Linked DNA regions of Homo sapiens: regions 1, 3 and 4 are each linked to region 2. A link is a loop called in an ENCODE intact Hi-C map of the cell type or tissue named here. Cell type or tissue: dorsolateral prefrontal cortex. All regions are shown on one strand.

Evidence for each region. Hi-C counts contacts between places; a loop is a spot of excess contacts. Peaks named below come from ENCODE experiments on the same cell type or tissue, not always from the same donor. Only the 100,000 strongest peaks of a DNase experiment are listed, where the experiment ranks them.
Region 1: a loop joins it to region 2, with 8 times the contacts of the local background. A loop is called at or near these places in 2 of 110 quality-filtered maps.
Region 3: a loop joins it to region 2, with 2.0 times the contacts of the local background. A loop is called at or near these places in 3 of 110 quality-filtered maps.
Region 4: a loop joins it to region 2, with 2.7 times the contacts of the local background. A loop is called at or near these places in 4 of 110 quality-filtered maps.

The regions. Positions count from the first base shown.
Region 1 is chr11:112,975,427-112,980,426 of GRCh38, reverse strand. The region is part of intron 1 of NCAM1 (neural cell adhesion molecule 1); the gene reads right to left. It also overlaps the pseudogene RNU7-187P. Among named protein-coding and RNA genes, the nearest start is that of NCAM1-AS2, 14 kb to the right of the region's middle. In dorsolateral prefrontal cortex, a CTCF peak has its summit at 2,729; no DNase peak of the experiment used is centred here; H3K4me3 peaks cover 1,158 bases; H3K27ac peaks cover 2,509 bases.
Region 2 is chr11:113,160,297-113,165,296 of GRCh38, reverse strand. All of the region lies in intron 1 of NCAM1 (neural cell adhesion molecule 1), which reads right to left. Among named protein-coding and RNA genes, the nearest start is that of NCAM1-AS1, 110 kb to the left of the region's middle. In dorsolateral prefrontal cortex, a CTCF peak has its summit at 2,469; a DNase peak (open chromatin) is centred at 2,486; H3K27ac peaks cover 3,954 bases.
Region 3 is chr11:113,265,739-113,270,738 of GRCh38, reverse strand. It overlaps NCAM1 (neural cell adhesion molecule 1), which reads right to left. Exons shown (of 20, transcript NM_181351.5): 18 at 344-551. NCAM1-AS1 (NCAM1 antisense RNA 1) reads left to right here. Exons shown (of 3, transcript NR_034101.1): 2 at 218-535; 3 at 1,091-1,207. Among named protein-coding and RNA genes, the nearest start is that of NCAM1-AS1, 5.7 kb to the left of the region's middle. In dorsolateral prefrontal cortex, a CTCF peak has its summit at 3,026; a DNase peak (open chromatin) is centred at 2,958; H3K27ac peaks cover 3,785 bases.
Region 4 is chr11:113,232,591-113,237,590 of GRCh38, reverse strand. It overlaps NCAM1 (neural cell adhesion molecule 1), which reads right to left. Exons shown (of 20, transcript NM_181351.5): 12 at 4,777-4,873; 13 at 4,274-4,444; 14 at 2,427-2,558. Among named protein-coding and RNA genes, the nearest start is that of NCAM1-AS1, 39 kb to the left of the region's middle. In dorsolateral prefrontal cortex, no CTCF peak of the experiment used is centred here; a DNase peak (open chromatin) is centred at 2,500; H3K27ac peaks cover 4,503 bases.

The sequences.
Region 1 (5,000 bases), 180 kb after region 2:
AATTTAGGTTTTTTCCATTTTTTGACTGTTATTAATAATGTTCCATGAACATTAGTGTACATGTTTTTATACTGACATATGTTTTTACTTCTCTTGGAAGGGCAGAGCTGCTGGTTCACATGGTAACTCTGTTTAAGAACTGCCAGACTTGTTTTCCAAAGAGGCTGCACCATTTCCATTCCCATCAGCAGTGTTTGAGGGTTCCAATTTTTCCACAACATTATTAATACTTGCTGTTACCTGTCTTTTTGATTCTAGCCATCCTAGCGGGTGTGAAGTGGTATCTCACTGTGGCTTTGATTTACATTTCCCCTGATGGCTAATGATGTTGACATCTTTTGGCCATTTGTCCTTATGGCCCATTTGTGTATGTTAGCTCTGGATTTTTCATAGATGCCCTTTATCAGGTCAAGGAAGTACTTTCTATTCCTTATTTAATGAGTGTTTTCATCCTGAAGGGGTGTCGCATTTTGTCAAGTGTGTTTTCTGAATTTAAAGGTGATCAAGTGGTGCTTGATACCAGCTGTTTTTGTTTTGCATACTTATGAAGTCTACACAATTCTAAAAATGTGTTATGCATTTCAGATTTTTATAAAAAGGTTCAAATTTAAATGAAGTATACATTCTAAAAATTATGTCCGTTAAACAAAAATTATGGGAGCCCATTGTTTTAGACTGAGCTTCTGCACCCAACCCCAAGAGACCAGACCAAACCAAAATGGAGTCACTCAAGCTAAATGCCATATAATCAAACTGAAACGTTAAAGAAGCAGATAGATCCCAAAACAGATTGGGTTTTCCTGAAAACAGGAGATTCCAGTCGACCTGAGTCAGTGCAATAAAGAAGTCTCCTCTGCTTTAACTTGCAAAAGAGTCACCGGAAGTAACCTGATGTTAACCAGTTTCTTTTTTTCTATAGTTGTTTCCTTGTTCCCACTTTCCAAACCCACTGTTCTGCCATTGCTCAGTGGGAGCTCTCATTCTATTTTGTTGAATGGAGGCTGCCCCAATTTATGAATCACAAATAAAAGACAATTTGATTTATAACTAAATTTGTCATAATTTTGTCTTTTGACATGTCTATAATAAACATTTGGAGAAGTACATCAGTAATATTTTGGAAAAAAATTTATTATGAAACCTATATAAGGACTTTTGAATGGTAAAAATTACAGGTTTTTTTTGTTTGTTTTTTTTTCTTTTTTGTTCTACCAGTCTAATTTTTTATGGTCCTACTTTTTCAGACTACTTCTTGGCTACTTCTGTTCTTCAGAACAGCAACCCAAACACACACTCAAAGTCTATGGACCACTCTACATAAGCCCAAATTAAACACAATTTCCATGTAGTTGAATATTACAGAAAGCAATTCAAATAAAATCGAAATAAAATCAGAGGATCTGTGTTCAACAGACAAAATCCAACCAAACCCATACAATAGTAAAGAGGATAATAACAAGTAGTTTCACAGATAGTTAAATATATCTAAGCCAAATGGTTTTTAGGAAACCTGTATGAAACCTTTTAACTCAGTGAACTACTTTCTAGTATTTAACAAAATCATTTAAAACAATAAGCTTTGTCTCCATGATTATACACAATCATTTTGTCAAAATATGTGAACACAGACAATGGCGTATTTTCCCCCTTGTGAAATTCAAATCTACTTGGAAATGCCATAATCTGTGCAGAATTTTTCAAAAGATGCTAAAAATATGTAAAGTATATTAAACCAGTCCAAAGTAACAGACCTCCAAAATAATTAATGTACATTTTGAGGTTTTGGAAACTGTACTGGCTAATGTGGCTGTTGCCAGCTAGAACTAGGAGATCAGGAAAAGCTTTCATGAAGAGTGTTTTACCATAGAAGAGAAACATTATAAGTAGCTCATCTTACACAGTCTTATTAAAAGAAAGCCTCACTAATATTAAGAACATTTCTTCTCTTTATTCTCAATGTTTACATTCAACCACTGAGTCTTAAAATACAATGAAGAAAAAAACATGCCATTATTACTAAAATAATGTCAAAAATATCATTTAAAATCAATTTGGTGGACAAATATCTTCCAGGCATTAACCGAATCACGTATTTTCTAAAAACAATAACACTTAAATACAATTTGCTTAATTTTATGTTGTGTGTCCTCATCTCACCCCACTCCCAAAACCTAAACACCAATTTAGATTTTTTGGTTCATGTTTAACTCTCCTGAGATTTCCAATATGGCATATATTCTCAGAATTTCATTCTACCTCTTTTCGGATACATAACAAGGAGAAAATGCTTACAAAATTATAGAGATGTACAAGAACATAGACTATTGCATCATAGAAAGATGAGTCACTTTCCTCTTCACCCCAACGTTCAGGATCCTTACACACTGGGATTGCACCACATGCAATGCAGTGGCCAAAAGGGACTCTTCTTCCACAAAACACTGCACTAATTCTCCAGTATTCAGCTTTTCCACTTGAATGGAATAAAAACCCTTTTGAGAACAACAATTACAATCCCCCCATTTTTTTCTCAGGCACACTATTGGACTTCTTAGTGCATGCACAATGCAAATAAGGCAAGCTTCCTTTCACAGAGTGATTAATATGCAAAGACAGCCTGCTTTTTTAGTAGGATGTGAAGAACCACCAACAAGCCTTTCTAAGCCCAGAGGTTTCTACAATTATTTCCACTGTTTATTTTTAAACAGAAGATTACACAATAACACCAAGCGCTGTAGCTCTAATTTGCCAGTATTTTGTAAACAATGACAATTTAGATTTTTAAACCTTTTGTATCATATTTAAATCTGTGGTCAACTATTGATTCCAATGTATTAATTTTTTTCCAAATCTAGGAAACTCATTTATATGGGACAAGACTCAATCTATACTTTTCTATTAAGAAATTGCACTTCATTTTTAAATAGTGAATGATTTTCTGGCATAAACTTTTGGAAAATGTGGTGATTTTTAAAATTTTTTATAAATTCCAAATGAAGACTAAGAAATGACATTTCTTTCGTGGTGAAAACCAGAAAATCTGCTAGACAAATTATAAAAGAGCTATAATACTAGAAATTGCATTTTAATAGTAATCCATCTCACTTACACATATGCTTATAAAGATTGCGACTTTTCCAAATTGTTATTAAATCACTATAAGACTATTTTAATAGAAAATTTAACAAAATTTGTTCAATAAAACAATGCTACAAAGAAAATAATATCTTTGTAGAACAGACTAAACACATATGCACATTTAAGAAGCATCTCTAATCACATTATTTCCCAGGTGATTTTTTTTTTTTACCAAAGTTTCCAAGAAAAAGCAAACTTATCTGATACAGCTGTTAGGCCTTCCTTAATAAAGATTTCACTTGTCTCATCATTTTTGGTTTTGGACTGTCTTCACCCACAAAGTATCACGACACAATTCTAATCATAGAATTACCTGACGTTTGCACCTAATGCTTTAAGGAAAAAATCATTGAAAACTCAAACATTTTGCTCTGAATATAATTTTTTAAAATCAATGCATTAAACACCAAAATGCAACTCGATTTTTCTGTTCTTTTTAAAAAACAACTTCTACAGATATAGTTTTAAGATAAAATGTTAGATATGGATAAGACTTACCACATCAAATTGCATTTTAGCCAAAATATTTCAAAAATATATATAGATCAATACCTATCATGGTCTAAATCAAACCGATCTTCTCTCCAACAGTCCCAAATCCCAAGATACATGACTCGAAACAGACAATAATATCTACATACCTTCAGGTTTTATAGAATAGATATTAGCATCATTTCAAGAACATCAACAAGTCATTCCAGACATTTTTGTTTCCCTGTGAAGTTTCAGTGTCCAGCTAGTCCAAGGCACTTAAGCACCTGGATTCTCCAGACAGCCGCAGACATACAACCAATCCCACCAAATCAATCTGTAGGTTTAAATTGTTTTCCTCCTTTGTACTTCTAAATTCTAAAAGTTCTCCTCCTTTGTACATTTAATAATTTTCAATTACTAAAAATTTATAATTAAAAAATTGATTTATTTGTTCCAGTCTATAAATAAATAAAAAGATGAAAGTGAAGATTAAACTCACAGTGGAACTCATCATTTTAAATCTCTCATGTTGAGCAAGTTAAGAGTATATAATTGTATATATATTTTTATACTCACTTATCACAAACAAAAAGTTTAGTATTTAGAAATACATTCATAAATTGTTAAAATAACTGCACATATTTATAATTTATGTTTTCTTAAAATATGTCCAATTGTACTTTTATTATTGTGACTAAATAACTTTAACTGGGGTTTGTTTGTGAAAGCTATTCTCTTAATATTGCACAGGGCAGCAAAAATATAACTCAGTAATATATTGATTTACCTCCCAGTGACTTCAAAAGTATCTACTGTGAATATCACTAGAACACAAAATAGTGAATGATTTTTCTGGTTTCCTATTTAGATACAAAACTACCCTTAAATGCCTAAATCAATTATTGTGTGAAATGTTTATATTCTCAAAAATAATGCATATGTCTAACTTGGCTATAAAGGAATACAAATAATAAAAATATTCTTTTTATAAGAAGGAAGGCAGGCGAATGAACTGCCTTCATGACCAGTTATCTTAATTGAGTCTGACTGGTAATTTAAATTCTGATTCCAAAGCCAATTTAGTTCAAAATGACCTCAAATGGTAACCTAGGGCAGTTAACTGACTCACTTTCAATCCCTTATCTTCAAAGAAAATCACATAATGTCCCTTTTTTACTTCATTATGACAGATGGTTTTCTTTGATGAAAATTTTAAATTTTAAACGTGATGAGTAACTTTCACTTACACACACAAAAGGAAAAAAATGCTGAGAAAATAACAAATAACTCTTATTTATCATTTTCTGACATTTCAAGATTGTCTTTTGTGTCATTCCACAGGCATAAATATTACAAGTATAAACAAAAAACTTTTTGAACGTGGTCTA
Region 2 (5,000 bases):
GCCTTTTCCAAATTCATCTAAGTGGATGGGGTGGTTTTACTTAAATTTCCTTTTCTTTCTAAGTGACTTTCTAAGTCACTTTCTACCTTGTGGAGGGTCCTGAATAATGGAAAGGTGGGTTCCACAATGCCACAGGCTACTTCACAGCCACCTTTTTCTAACTTCTGTTCTCCCCACAGACACGTTTCCATTGTCATGCTGGGTGCTTGCTGCCAATGAGCAGACAGTGGGTCCCTGTGATATCGTGACAAAATTAGAAACATATATTTTGTCTTTGACCCCTGTTGCCAACATACAGCTCCTACTCTCTTAGAATTTCCTGGGTGATATAGGAGAGTCTTTTGTTCAAATTAGTTGACTTTCGGTGGGCTCCTGGCTGGGGTTGGTCATCAGGAAGACCAAATCATGATTAGAAGGTTGGAGCATTCAGCCCTGCTCTACAGCCTTTGAGAAGGGTGGAAGGATTGGAGATTGAATTAATAATGGATCCTGCCTACGTGATGAAGCCTCCATAAAAATCTCTGAAGTGCAGGGTTCAGAGGGTTTCTGGGCTGCTGACCAGGCAAAGGTTCTGGGAGGATGGTGCACCCAGAGAAGGCATGGAAGCTCTGAACCTCTTTCCACACACCTTGCCCTGAGTACCTTTTCATCTGGCTGTTCAACTATATCCTCTGTAATATCCTTATCCTTTATCATGAATCAGTAAATGTAAATATGTGTTTCCCTGAGTTCTGTGAGCCATCCTAGCAATCATGGAACCTAAGGAGGGGGTTGTGGGAACCCTGATTAATGGCTGGAGGGTCAGAAGCAAAGGTCACAACCTGGGACTTGCGACTGAAATGTGATGTGAGGGCAGTCTCGTGGGACTGAGCCTTTAGCCTGTGGGATCTGACTCTAACTCCAGGTAGACAGTGTCAGAAATGATTTAAATTATAGGACACCTTGTTGGTGTTCACTGGAGAATTGCTTGGTGTGTGGGAATGCCCCTGCCCCAACATCTCATGTCAGAAGTGAAGTATTAGAAGTGAGTATGGGTATTGTAGGAGAAAACAAGTCAGTTTGTGTTTCTTACCATGGAGTCCTCTTCTCCACTCTTAGTTCAGAGTGCAGTGCTAAGTGCAGACTGCAGAGCATGTACCCCCATGGAGTCCTCTTCTCCACCCTTAGTTCAGAGTACAGCGCTAAATGCAGACTGCAGAGCATGTACCCAGAGGCATCTGGTCTACCTGCAGTGATATCTGCACAAGGGGAGGGAGGATGCTCCATCCAACCTTGCAAGATAATGTGGTGTTCGGCAATCCCATTCAGTGGCCATCTGGGAACATGCCAGTGGGTAGGGTCCTACAGTTGTCTCTTCTCATGGCACCCAGCACCTCCCTTGTGAAATTCCTCCCAATACTTGCTCACTCCCTCTCTTCTCCCCTTCACTGCATACTCTAGGGTGTTGAGACCAGCTCTCATTTGCACAGCCCGGCACCCGCAGCACTGGGCATACTGCCTGGACACTTACGTCTTCAGGGCAGTTGAACCCTGACACTTTCTTCTTTCGATCTTAGCCAGGTCTGAGCAAAACTTTTCTTTAACTCCATTCTAGATGTTCACTTCTTATCCAACAAGCAGAACGCTCCTCAACATACGGTTTTCCCTCTTGGCAGACAGCAAAGGGCACTCCCTACTGGCCTCTCTGAGACAAGGCTGGACACATCTCTTCCTTTCAGAGTATTACCATTCACCAGAGAGATGTCTCATCCCTAACAAATTGCTTTCCATAACACTCTTGACAATTCCCAGGAGAAGAACCTCAGAACCTCAGACCTAGCTCTGAACTCTCTGGCTTTGAGGACCAGGTCAATAGCGAAACCACAGAGGTCAAAACTGTGACATCCTATTCCCCTGGGTGAAGAAAAAGGTTCTTATTATAACAAAGGCATTAAATCTGCCTGGCTGACCCGGCTGCTGAGCCAATACTGATGCAAAACAGCAGCATGGGTGGTTTTTTTTCCAGACTTTTTCAGCACTTTTGCGGTATTTATTTTACAGACAGAAAAAGATATGCCACAGCCTAAGAAAATTACAACCCTGACTCCAATTCCCAAAGGTCTTCTCTGCCTTTCTTCTGGAGGGCAAGAAGACATCTTCTCTTGAGCAGAAGGAGGTCAGCAGAGTTTGAGGTTGCCAGATGAGGCTGCACTTGGATTTGCCCAAACTTGCTTTCCTCTAAGACAGTGGTTCTTCACCCTGGCTGCACGGAGAGCTTGAAAAATACTTAAGTCTGAGCCCTACCTGTGACTAGGGGAATTTGAGTGTGAAGGGATGGAGAGGGCGTTAGTAATTGTTAAGAGTCCAGGTGATTTTCCCATGCAACCCAAGCTGAGAGCCTCTTTCCCAGAGAGCCAAAGCAATGAACTGAACGTCCATTTCGAATTTCCATGCGGAATATGTGCTCGGGTGGCCACTAGGGTGGCGTGTTGAATCGTTAATGAGATCGCGTCTCCACTGCCTGTGTCTTGTGGTCTGCCCACTGAGAATATGCCCCGTGACCGTAACTAACAAAGGAAGAACAAACAGGGCAGAATCCAATAACATTCCTGGTGGAGACAAACATTTAGACAGTCCCACATTCATTTTTTTCTTTTTCCATTACATCACTGCTATCCCTCCACAGCAATTCATATTTATCTCAAAAATCCATTAAAACAATTTTTTTAAATGTTATTTGTTCTAGAAGAGTGACATCATGGGCTGGCTTTCCATGTAATTTAGAAAAGAAAAATGGATTCTTCCATTTTCACCTCCAGTAGTTATTAGGCCAGAAGCAAGCACTGCAAAAACAATCTCTAAGATAACAGCAGGCGCCTTGGTCTCCTGACTTCTATGTTAGCAGCCAGCAAGGGCAGCTTCATTATGCACAGGGCCCTGCTCCTACACTGCAGCAGGCACCTGGAGCCTGAGATGGGATTTTTTTTTCATTTTTTTAAACAAATAAATGACAAGACAAAAAACATGCTTCTAATGACTGGAAACCAAAAAGACAAAGGGGTTGCTATAATATCATGTTTTGATATTTTTAGCTTTGTTTGCAAAGGCTAAATTACAGTAGGCCCCTGGCCTTGTTCCTGTAGCAATTGCCTGGTAACACACCATAACCATCTCAGGCTGCTCCTCCCCCCAAGGAACTACAACTCAAAATTACAGATTATACAGAAATAAAACCCCATAATTGCTTGTTTGTTTGTTTTACTTAAATGATCCTGACTTCCTAGCATAACACCCTTGAATTCTGAAAATATCTCGAACAGCAGTTCACCTGGCACACATGCAAGATTTCACGTTGTTTGCAGGAAGCGATCCAAGCCAAGGTTTCAGGGGAAAAAAAATCAGTTCAGGGGATGGACAAAAATGACCAGCTGCTCCCTGGCATAGAAGGCTCTGCAGAAGCCCAGCCTACTCTATGGAGCTCAACCACAGTGCTTCTCCACCTTCTCTTCTCCCTCAGTTCTGCTGCAAGCCACTAGAAACCTACACACTCCAGGTTCTGCTGAATGATGGGCAAAGGGGGTGGGCGGGAAGCCAAATCAACAAGAGTTTCTTTTACTACATCCTCATGCTTAAGAGGAAACAAGGTGACTTTCTTTACTAGCATGACATACTGACCATACTCAACAGGCAGGGGGATTTTATGTGGTTTATCTATGATAAAAGCACTAAATGTTTTTTATAAGAGGTTTAACCTGATTACAAGATTGATCAGTCTCAGGAATAAACTGTCCAAAAATGAGAACAGAATCAGGATAAGGGAGCCCATGTATTTTTGATAACTCAGTAATTGCACATTTGACAGGAAGAATACACTCCAGCAGCCTCTTATGAACACCTGGAACTCTTTCGGGGGCACAGGGTTTGGCAATAACAAGAAAAAAAAGAAAAGAATTCCAAGTCCAAGGTATGACATGCACCAATTTTAAAATACTATGTAGATGTAAGGAGCAGAAATGAAACGTTCTGAAGAAAGAAGTAAAACGTTCTGAAATAAGATTTTTTTAATCTACAAAGAAACTCCCTGTAGTTTATAATTTTCATTTTATAAGATGAAAGTAATCATCTCTTGGGGGGCTCTTTTGATTCCCTACTCTCTTTTCTCCTAGGTGGCAGAGATTTTCAATTTTTTTCTAAAACGGATGGTCTGTGTAGATCACGATCATGTGTAATTCAGTACTGTCCCTCAACTCTCTTCTCTTGTGAGATGGCAGTGAAGACAGAACCCAACTTCCCACGTATTCTTGTGACGGAGCTTGCACAAACACATCCATAGGGAGTGGGAGTTGTGCATCTCAATGGACAAGAAGATAGTTTAATTTAAACTCTCGAAAAAGCCCTAGAGGAACTATCAGGGAACAGACAAGGCCCAGACAGAATTTATGGCTGACTTAACCTTGTAAAAATTCCCTGGGCCAGCAGAGTCCAGCGAGCTTGGGCTTCATTGTACAATCTGTGGTGAATTCCTTCCAGAAACTGCACTCTATAAGCAGAGCCCTCAGTGACCCTCTTTGTTTGGAACCGGTACAGCCATCTGCAACTGCAAAAGCAATCATTTTAAGTGCTCATGATGAACACCTAGGGCAACCACTGGCACAATAACACAGGCAGTTTCTGATGCAAAAGTGCCGAATGCCAAGTGGGTTTGAGGCTTTGTATTGGCTGCTGTTGACAAAAAGTAAAATCAGTTCAGGGGAAGAAATGCTCTGGAGTTTCTCTTTATTGAAGATCAGTAACATGGGTTGTGTCTGATTCTTTCATAATCCCTGCAAAACTCTGCAGTTCCAAGTTCACTCCCACTGCACATGATTTGGGATTTTGTACCAGTGCCAGGAAAATTGGGCAACATAAAAGGGGCCCTCGGACTTCATGTCTTGCTATTAGAACAGTCCCATGGAAACTGGGGCAGTTGGTAACCTGGAGCGAAGCAGAACTAAAGAGGAGGTACAATCTCATTCTCTGAA
Region 3 (5,000 bases), 110 kb before region 2:
AAGTGTGTCCCTCTAATGCTGCCCTACCCCATGGCAGCTCCTCCCCAGGTTTAGTTCTGACAATTTCCCTCATTTTGACCTACACAGGGATTTTCACACTCTGGGGAGATTCTAATACAAGAGATCTGGGATTGGGCTCAAGAGTCTACATTTCAAACAGGTAACCCCCAAAGACCATGCTTTGAGAAACTTTTCTCTAATGTTTTTCCCCCATCAGGGTTCCAAATGGAGAACGTGCAATGAAAGGAAAGGCACCAGCTGATGGCGCAGGGTGGTGCAGCTGCTGGGTCCCTGGGCTGGAGCAGAGCCCAAACCTCAGCAAGGTGGACAGGTCTGCACTCACGAGAAGGCGGCCTTGCCCTCCTCCATGTCCTTGCCCTTGGCCCCGGGCCCGGCTTTTCCACACAGGTTGACCGCAATGCACATGAACAGGCCACACTTGTTCAGGAAGTAGCAGGTGATGTCCACAACCACCAGGAGCAGGACGAAGATGACGATGAGGATGCCCACGATGGCCCCGGTGCTCAGGCCTGAGGTGGGGCTGCCGTTGGCTTGAGTGGGAGAGAGATGGCTGGTGGTTAACAGACTGAGATGCGAGACCTCCAGACCCTGCCAGCAAAAGCCCCTGCGGGTGGGGAGGGCCCAGAGGACAGAGTCATGGCATTCATGCCCAGAGTGACACCTTCCTGGGGACCTTCTATGCCCCAGAATTGAGAAAACAGGGTCTTTCTATACCTTCCAGAGGGAGGGATGACAACATCATCTCACAGATTGGGGAACAGGGGTGAGCCTGGTCAGCTGGCCTCCCGTGAGTCCTGGGAGCAGACTGAGCCCCGCCTGTCTGAGAACACCGGATAATGAGGCAGTTGGAGGGCGCTGCTGTGTTTCCCCTGGACCAGGGCAAAAGGCTTTGCAGCACAGGCAGGCAGTGATCACTGATTTCAGGCGGGGCTGTGGCTCCTCAAGTGCTCAGGGATAGGGGCCCAAAATGGGGTGGTGGAGGGTTCCTGGGGCTTTCTTGGGGCTTGTTGGGTTGTCCATCACAATAGCATCCCCATTATACTTCTCCACTTCCTCTTTCCCTCTTTAGGAATGACCCCAAAGGAGCCCTGCATTAGAGCACACTGGGTTCATAGTTTACCCTCCTCACTGCACCCCAGGAAGACAAGTGAAGCCTGGGTGACTCCAGAGACATGGAGGCCTCCCCAGGCCATGGGCAAGGTGAAAGGTCTGGGAATACTCACCATCTAGGAGCTCAGGCCTGCTTGGACCAGACTTCAGGAAAACCTGAAGTGAGTGCAGACTCACTCAGAGGTGCACACACACACAGGCACACTCACACGCAGGATAAATGCCCATGCAGACAGGCATGCACTCTCACATTCTAGCACCTGGCACCCTGGTTCTGGCTGGACTCACTGTGAAAGACTCAGCCTGTGTCTTACTTCCCTGGTGCCCATCTGCAATCCCCCCAGGGTCTTTGGCTATTGATGGTTTCACAGAGAGACCTGGACTCAGCTCTCTGGGGCCCCTGGGAGATCAACCCATGGTTACGATTGACACTAGTTGCCTGGGATGGACCAATTGACCTCTTGGTGGTTCCCATCAGTGTCTGGGAGACAGTGGTCATGATGCAGGAAGCAAGGACCCATGTGGAGCTCTGCCATTAAGTCGATGTGGGAACAATCACCCTCGACTGAAATATGGGCACTTCTAATTCATCTTTCCTCCAGAACAACCTGCTTCCATAACTGGCAGCCCTGCCCCACCAGTAGACTATGTCTAAAGCTTCCTGTGCTCTCAGGGCCAACTGAAGCCACCCAGGACTGCAGACTGAAGATGGGAACTGTAGCCAGCACTACCTGGGGCTCACCCCACCAGCCACCCCACTCCCAACCCAGCTCGCTAGGCTTTGCCAAGCACCAGGCCAGGCTCAGCAGCTTGCGAGCCATGTAACATGCCAGATAGATAGTGGAGGGAACATGTAACTGAGTAACCAGCACCAGAGCTGGGCCACACATTTTTTGTTTTTCATGCAGCCTGTATTTGCGGGAGGGTGGTGGTATTGATGGCTCTGTGTGCCCCAGGGGTCTCTGTCCAGGCACTCTAGTGCTTCTCTGGTGGCTGTCCCTCTCCACTGGTCCATATTTCAAACTTCAGTTTGGGGAATGGGCCATCAGCCTAGCATGCCAGAGAGGATCCCTCACAAATGACTCCTGAGACCCCTGGGTGCAGCTCGTACATGTTTTTAGTCCCTTTGGGACCTTGGCTTGCCTCCCAGCCCTTCCTCCTCAGGCTCTCTGGCTGGTCCCTGCTGACCTCGCACTGAAGATCCTAGCGCATTCCCCCAGGAAGGCTTGAGATGGCGAAGAACTCTGCTTGGAGAACCCAGCTCTGGACACCTGTCTCTGGGCTTTGGCAGCAGGAAGCTGGCCACTGGCCTTAGCCGTCAGCTAGAATGGGTCATTTTCTTAGCAGCCATGAATGCAGAGGTATTTCTGGTTAGTCTCATAAGAACAAAACCATCCACTTCCCCAGAGTCCTCACACATTCCACCCAAAAAGCAAAGGAGACACAGGCCTTCTTGGTCTTCAGGATCCCATAGCTGTTTCCCTGAACAGGGAAGAAACTTTAGCCTTGGGTTTTCTCTCCATTCCATGACACAGGGCTCCAGGCCACTGCAGCTTCCGGACATCAGTACCCGATAGGTGTAAAGTGCCTACTCCCTGAAGAAAGATCTGAAAGTATTTTTTTGATGACAGTGGGGAATATGTCTGGATTTTTGGACTCAATGGCACTAATTATATCTTCTGAGGTTTATGTGTAAATATGATTTTGTGAAACTAATCATATCTCTAAAGAGGAAAAATAAACTCCTGCAAAGCTGCTCTATGTGCTTGAGAGGACAGCAGCTGGGACAACTGCTCTGTGCTCATCAGACCCAGCTGGAGGGCGGCACTGGCACTGCGCACATCCAGGGGAGGGCCAGGCAGGGAAAAGGCTTCTGAACTGTGGCATAAACAAGTAGGGCAGCGGCCTCCCCTTTCATTTGAATATAAAATTCAAAGTCTTTCTCCCGGCCTAAAAGGCCCACCATCTGCTGCAGACTCTGCCCACTCCTCTGTTGGGCCTCATGGCGTGAACCGGCAGCCTCCCTTCTGCCTGCTGAACACATCCAGCTCAACCCGCTTTAGGGCCTTGATGATTCTGTGCCTGGAACACTCCCTCCAGGGTGGCTCTCTGTTGTCCTGCAGGCCTCAGTCCCAGTGTCACCTTCTCAGAGAAGCCTTATCTGATCTCTTATCTAGTGTGGCACCTCCAGCCAATACCTACCATGCTGCTAGCCTGTTTTATTCTCTTCTAACTACTATCTGCCACTTTCTGTTCATTTACATGCTTATGATCTAGCCATCCCCCCTAGGACATCCCAGCAGGTACCCTGCCTGTCTCTCTTGTATCTCCCCAGCATCTAGGACAATCCTGATTCACAGAAAATGTTCAAAGAATACTTGTTGCACAAATGGATGAGTGTTTAGTCTGGAGACGAGAATACTATTTCCAAATATTTAAAGGTGTTATAACCAGAAGGAAGAAGTAGTCTTACTGTATATGGCACCAATGTGTGGAAATTATGGTGGTGGCAGATTTTAGCTCCATCTGAGAAAGGACTAATAAACAGGGCGAATCCAACATAGTGTGGGCTGCTCTGAGAGGTGAGTTCCTTGATGCTGAAGGCACTCGAGCAGAGGCCAGAAGACCCCTTGGCAGGGACGCTGTAAGGCTGTGGATGAGGCTCCCACACTGGGCAGGAGCATGGGTGGAGAGTGTCTCTTCAACCACAAGAGCCTGTCATTCCAAGTCATACATTCTACACTGCCTGGCACACGGTACAGGTTCCCTAATGCCAGTCTCCAGAGTGTGGACTGAGAAAGACTTTTTCCTGGAAGACCAAAATGCTCGGTAGGTCCCATATTTAATCACTGATCCTTGTGATTTTATTTTTGCATGACAAATACCTTTAAACTCAATATATCTCCACCTGTAGCAAATTCCTAGGGTGTTTGTTAACAATTCAGAATCTGGGGCTCCCCACTTTTATGGGATCTGAATCACTGGGTATGAGGCTCAGGAAACAGGAGTTGAACAAGCAGCCCAGGTGATTCTTATGAGGACCACGCTCCTAGGTCTTCCCTCCCCTGCATTACAAAGAGGAGCACGTGATCCCATGATTTGCCACCCCAGGGTGCACTGTGCTGTCTCACCCAGTGACCCTGAAAACAAACTTGACCTAAGGTATTGAGTGGATCAAGAGAAAACAAAGAGTATGCCCCAAAGGAAAAGCGACCATACTGTATGCCAACACTGAGTCTAAACTCCTCAAGCAGGTGAGATGCTCTTTAAGCTAGGAAGAGAATGTTTGTGGCTTTTACAAAAAAGAGGCTGTGAAGAAGGGACAGGCTGTGAAATGGGCAGCAGGGTATTGAAGGCGAAAGCCAACACCCATTCCCTCTCAGTGGCTATCACAGAATTGTTTAGTCCAAGATAACTAGAAGAACAAAGGCCATCTCCTGCCTCTTGTGTAATATTTCATAAAAGGAAAAATATAAACCTCCATGGGTCTGTCTTTGCTATGGTCTTCCCTCAGCCCTCCCTTGACTAACTCACCTGTGCACCTTGGATGCAAAGAAGGCTTCTGGGGAAGAGTTTCCCCATAACCTCGAGGTCAGAGCTGCCCAGGACAGGGAGATTATGAAGGTGGAGCTGTCCATCTTCTGTGATTCCTGGCTTGGGAGGGGTTGGCACTAAAGAGGGAACTGGCTTGCTCCAAGAATGAGACCCACAGATGCCTATTTTTGTATGCCTTAATATAGGAACATGGGTCTCACATTTTATAAATATCCAGATGGGCCTGAGTCCTTGTGCCATGAGACCCTGGTGCAGCAGAAATGCCCTTTTCACCCCCAAGACTCCCAGAAGATGGTCAGACTCTTGGAACTGTT
Region 4 (5,000 bases), 72 kb before region 2:
GCCCAGAGTGGCTCCTCTCGAACTTGCTTAGGGCATAGCTGCAGGCCCAGAGCAGGTACCTGTCAGTCCGGCCTGAAGGCTCCATCCCCCAACTCTGATGCCTTCGAGAGCTGGTTCATCCCGGCACCAACTCTGCTGAGGTAGGACATTTGGCACTTGCTCAAAATCTCAGAATACCTACATGTAGCTACTTAGTTTTTGCTGTTGCTGCAATATTTCTGAATAATGTTAAAAAGATAAGCTTCCTTGGGTACCTTTCAGGAGCTGGGAGCCTTTTTATGAAAAGACTGTACAGCTTCCTGAATACCTTTTTTTCTGTGTCTGCCTGGGTAACACCTCCCTCCGCTATTCTGGTTCAGCCTAGGAAGAACCAAATCTCAGGAGAAGGGAAGTTTAGGGGCATTTCTGCAGGCTAATGGGGTCAAACCACAGTTCATCTCTCTGTTACCCTTGTTCCCTGTGTCCTCTATGTACAGCTTACATGATGAAGGGTGTCCTTCCAGTGGGGAATCTCCCCTTCCCTAGCATGCATGGCAGAAGAGTTCCTACATTAGCTGGTTAGTCTTCCCCAAACGAGGAGATGCACACTGCAAGTAACTACATGCTAAAGAACAGAGCTGACCGGAACTAGAGATTTAACTCTGCAACAGCTACCTGTGGGACATGCCCATGGCTCGGAACCAAAGTTCATGCTACGTTTTGACTATGGCAGCTGCTGCAGGAGCCTCCCTGGCCAGTCCTCCTATTCCCCTCCAGCTACCAAGCTGACAGACAAGAAGCAAGGAAGCAACTGAGCTCAATTCCTTTATCTCCTAAAAGCAAATATGAAAATCCTTTCAGGTTCTTTTTCCTTTCAAGGTGTTTTGAATAGTGGCCTGGTGGGGCTGTGGTCACTTTCCCGGCATCCTGGCTGAAGGTGAGGCGGGGCTATAGCGTGTTATTCAGGGCCCATCTGCAGACTTCCACCATGCTTGGCTCAGCAAACACCATCTTTGCCGTGGGGTAATCATCACACACAAAAATTAATAAATAAGCACAATTTCCAAAGACACAGAAGTTGCATGCTCTAAAACAGGAAGAGTGTTAGCCTCTTGGAGTAACCTACAGACGTTAACAACAGCACAACTAGACTAAGGTCAGTGTGGTTAGGGCCCAGACAATATCATCTACTTCAGCCTCTAGGGGACAAAAAAGGGACCAGAACTAAATTACGAACTAGAACTAGCAGATGTTAACGCTATGGAAACAGGTAATGAGGTATGAAGAGGCACTTACGTGGAGGAGGGCTATCTGCATTTCCCATGGATGGAACACAGACGAAAAGAAAAAACAAGAGACAGACCCAAGAAAAAAAAAATAAGATGTAAAAGAAATGAATAGAATCCGCAGAGCACATGGAGCTGGAAACTCAAATTATCAAATTACTTCAAATCCAGAGAAAGAAGCCACTCCTGTAGAAGGAAGATGAGACAGGCTTTCCTATTTCTGGGAAGAGGTAAGGGCAGTGGGTCCCTTTGCAGGCCCCTGGCTTCAAAAAGAAGGAAGCAAAGGATTCTCCCAGGTGCATTTTAAATCCAGGGGTCAGAGAGCCCAGGGAACTCTGTGAACACTCAGAAATTTAGTTCTACGGTATCTTCTTTAGCTGGGTGGACTCAGGAGCTTCCCAGGGTAGTATCTCTGTCTGCAAAGGGGTATGACAGGAGCAGGGCTTGCCCACAGCCTGGCTGCTGGTGGGAAGGGAGGGCAAAGTGGGATAGGCGTAGTTAAAAGAAAGAGGGAATGGCCGAGGAAAACCTAGAGATACATCCCTGAGTGGAATCAGGGGGAAGCAATTCTCTTGAAAGAGGCCGTGAGGAATGCTCTTGCTATGGGAGGGAGAGGAGCAGAAAAGGCCAAGGCCAGGGCTACCTCTTCCCCTTGGCTTTGCTGGGTTTCTGCTGCTGCTCACATATTCTATAGCAGTTTCCATTTGTCTCTGACTTAATATCTCTGCTGCATCAAAGATCCCGCAATGCATTATGTGAACTGTCACCATCTTTACCCTCTTCCTGCAAGTCACAGGGTGCTTAGGGCTTCTGTGGCCTGTCGAAAAGCAACTTTCCCAGATCCTTTGACAACTCACTCCTGGTTTTCTCCCCACTTCCTTTAATAATGTGTTGGTGCCTTCCCCTTCACTGTTATTCTAACAAGCTGGACCGGCTACTAGGACAGTGTCCCCAACCCCTTGGAGAAAGAGAGAATGAAGGGACTGTGTGTTAGCTGTCACTGAGAACCAGAGAACTAGGAGGTGGGGCCTCCAGGAGCAGAGGGATCTGAAAGACAAAAAGCTGTGGTCTGAACAATGACATGGGCCAGCTCAGGGTTCCCCACTGCCCCCAGGGAGAAGAAGGTGGGCTGGGAAAAGGGGGGCAGCTGGCTTTACTTACGGACTGGCTGCGTCTTGAACTCGGAGGCCGCGCTGATCTCACCCAGCCCTTTGCCATTGAGCGCCGCCAGCCTTACGGCGTACGTTGTTTCGGGCTTCAGGCCCACGATGGTGACGATGCCCTCCATGCTGGCTGTTATAATATGGGAAGGATGACAAAAGAGTCTATTGTTAAAATGGTGCAGCCGCTCTGAAAAACAGTAGGGAGGGTCCTGAAAAAATTAACTGTAGATTTATCATTTGGTCCAGCAATTCTATTTCTGGGCATATGCATAGAATTGAAAGTCGGGACCAAACAGATACAGATACCTGGCTGTCCATGTTCACAGCAGTATCATTCACAATAGCCGAAAGGCAGACCCAAATGACAGATACAGATGGCAGACCAAACAGATACAGATACCTGGGCTACCCATGTTCACAGCAGCATCATTCACAATAGCCGAAAGGCAACCCAAATGACCACTGACTGATGAATGGATACATGAAATGTGGCATAGACATACAATGGAATGTTATTCCACCTTAAACAGGAAGGAAATTCTGACACATGCTACAACATGGATGAACCTTGAAGATATTATGCTAAGTGAAATAAAATAAGCTAGCCACAAAAGGACAAATGCCATATGAGTCCACTTATGTGAGGTACTTAGAATAGCCAACTACATAGAGACAGAAAGCATGGTGGTTGCCAGGGGCTGGGAGGAGGTAGTGAATGAAGAGCTAGTGTTTAATGGGTACAGAGTTTCAGTTTGGGATGATAAAAAGTTCTGGAGATGGATGGTGGTGATGGTTACAACTTAATGCCACTGAATTTTACACTTAAAAATGATGGAACGTAAAATGTATGTTATGTATATTTTATAATAAAAATAACTAGAATTGATCTTTAAAAAAAAAAAAAAGTCGGGTGGACAGATAGTGACATGAGATCAACCTGCCACAAAATTGGTATGAGATTTCAGAGGGAAGTTAGGAAGGCAAAGTGATTGCTTTCTTCTGGCTCCAATCCTGATTACCCAGCAGCTCCTCTCGGCCCCCTGGCTCCCCCGAGAAGCTGAAGAAGTGATGGAAACTTTCTGGCAGAACTAATTCTGAGTGAAACTGCACTGGACTATGTCTCTGAATGGCTGTGATACTGATATCCCAGCCTACTTCCAATTCCACTCGAATTACCACATACGAGACCAGGATTAAAAATTTGTACAGAAACAAAACATACTTCACTGAGTTATTCCAATTAAACCCAAAAAGGGGAGTCCAACATAAGCACACATTATCCTCAGATGATCTGGGCTCAGAATCTTCACACTGCAGTAATCCAAGGGTCAGTCTTTTAATCTTTAGCTTGGAAAGCTAGCACAGGACTGATTTAAGGGCAGACTTGTCCTGCTGGCTGTGCTTATTTGGTTACTATCACAATTACAAGACAGCCAGTCCCTGAGTACAGATATCCAAGCAGGACTGGCCGGGTGTCGGCAGAGAACCTGCAGCACAGGTAACTCAAACGTGCAGAGTAGGATGGATTAGACTCATCTGGCCATGCTCAGAACCTATGGGCTGGACTCATCTGGCTGCGCTCAGAACCTACACAAGGTTCCTGCCTGGAATGTGGTACAGATGCCTTCATCCATACTGGAAGGGTCATGAGAACCAGGCTCTGAAGCACAGAGCATGGGTTGGGGTGGCAATAGGGGCAACAACTCTACAGGCAGATATGACTTTGACCTAATTCTGGAGGTGCAGTTCCTGATTCTGTAGGAACATGCCCAGGATGGCAGGTGGGGACATCTGAGTACTGAGGCACTCATGATCCCAATGGAAACACCAACTCGCCCAACTCACCTTCCTTGGCATCATACCACTTGGAATGCCATACTTCTTCACCAACTGCTCTCCACTCAGCTTTGTATTTGAGGATGGGCACCCCACCTGTGGCCTCTGGTTCATCAAACTGCACCTGGGCTGTGCTGGAGTATGGCTCCACCTGGTCGATGGATGGTGAAGAGGGGGTGTCTGTGGGGAAGACACATATGGAGACTCAGGTGAGCCCAGTTTGGCCCAAGACCATTAACTCTCAGTCACAAGGCACATCTCTGTCATTTCTGCTCACTCTTGGGAATCCTGTCACTGTATCCTGTCCTCCTGGCCCATCTCACCAGATGCTTCTCCCCCAACATGCCCCATGCGCTGATCCAATGGCTCCCAGCTTCCCAACTCTCTGGCTTTGCTGACCCTGGCCCTTTCTTCTTCCCAATATCCTGGAATCACTCAAGTACACAAATTGGGCTGGCAGGGTTAGGTGGGGGGTTGTGGCAGCTGCTCTCAGGTGAGTAAGGGACACTCACCTGCTTGAACAAGGATGAATTCCAAGGACTCCTGCCCAATGCGGTTCACTGCAGTACAGTTGTAGTTCCCAAAATCATTCTCAGAGTCTGGGGTCACCTTTAGAAGGAAGAAGCTATTGGGTTACAAGTGTCCTATGGGATGGTCACAGACTCAGATCTTTATTTACTGAATTAAGTTAGTAAAAAACAGAACTAGTAAAGTATAAATCATTAGCTCCAGCCCA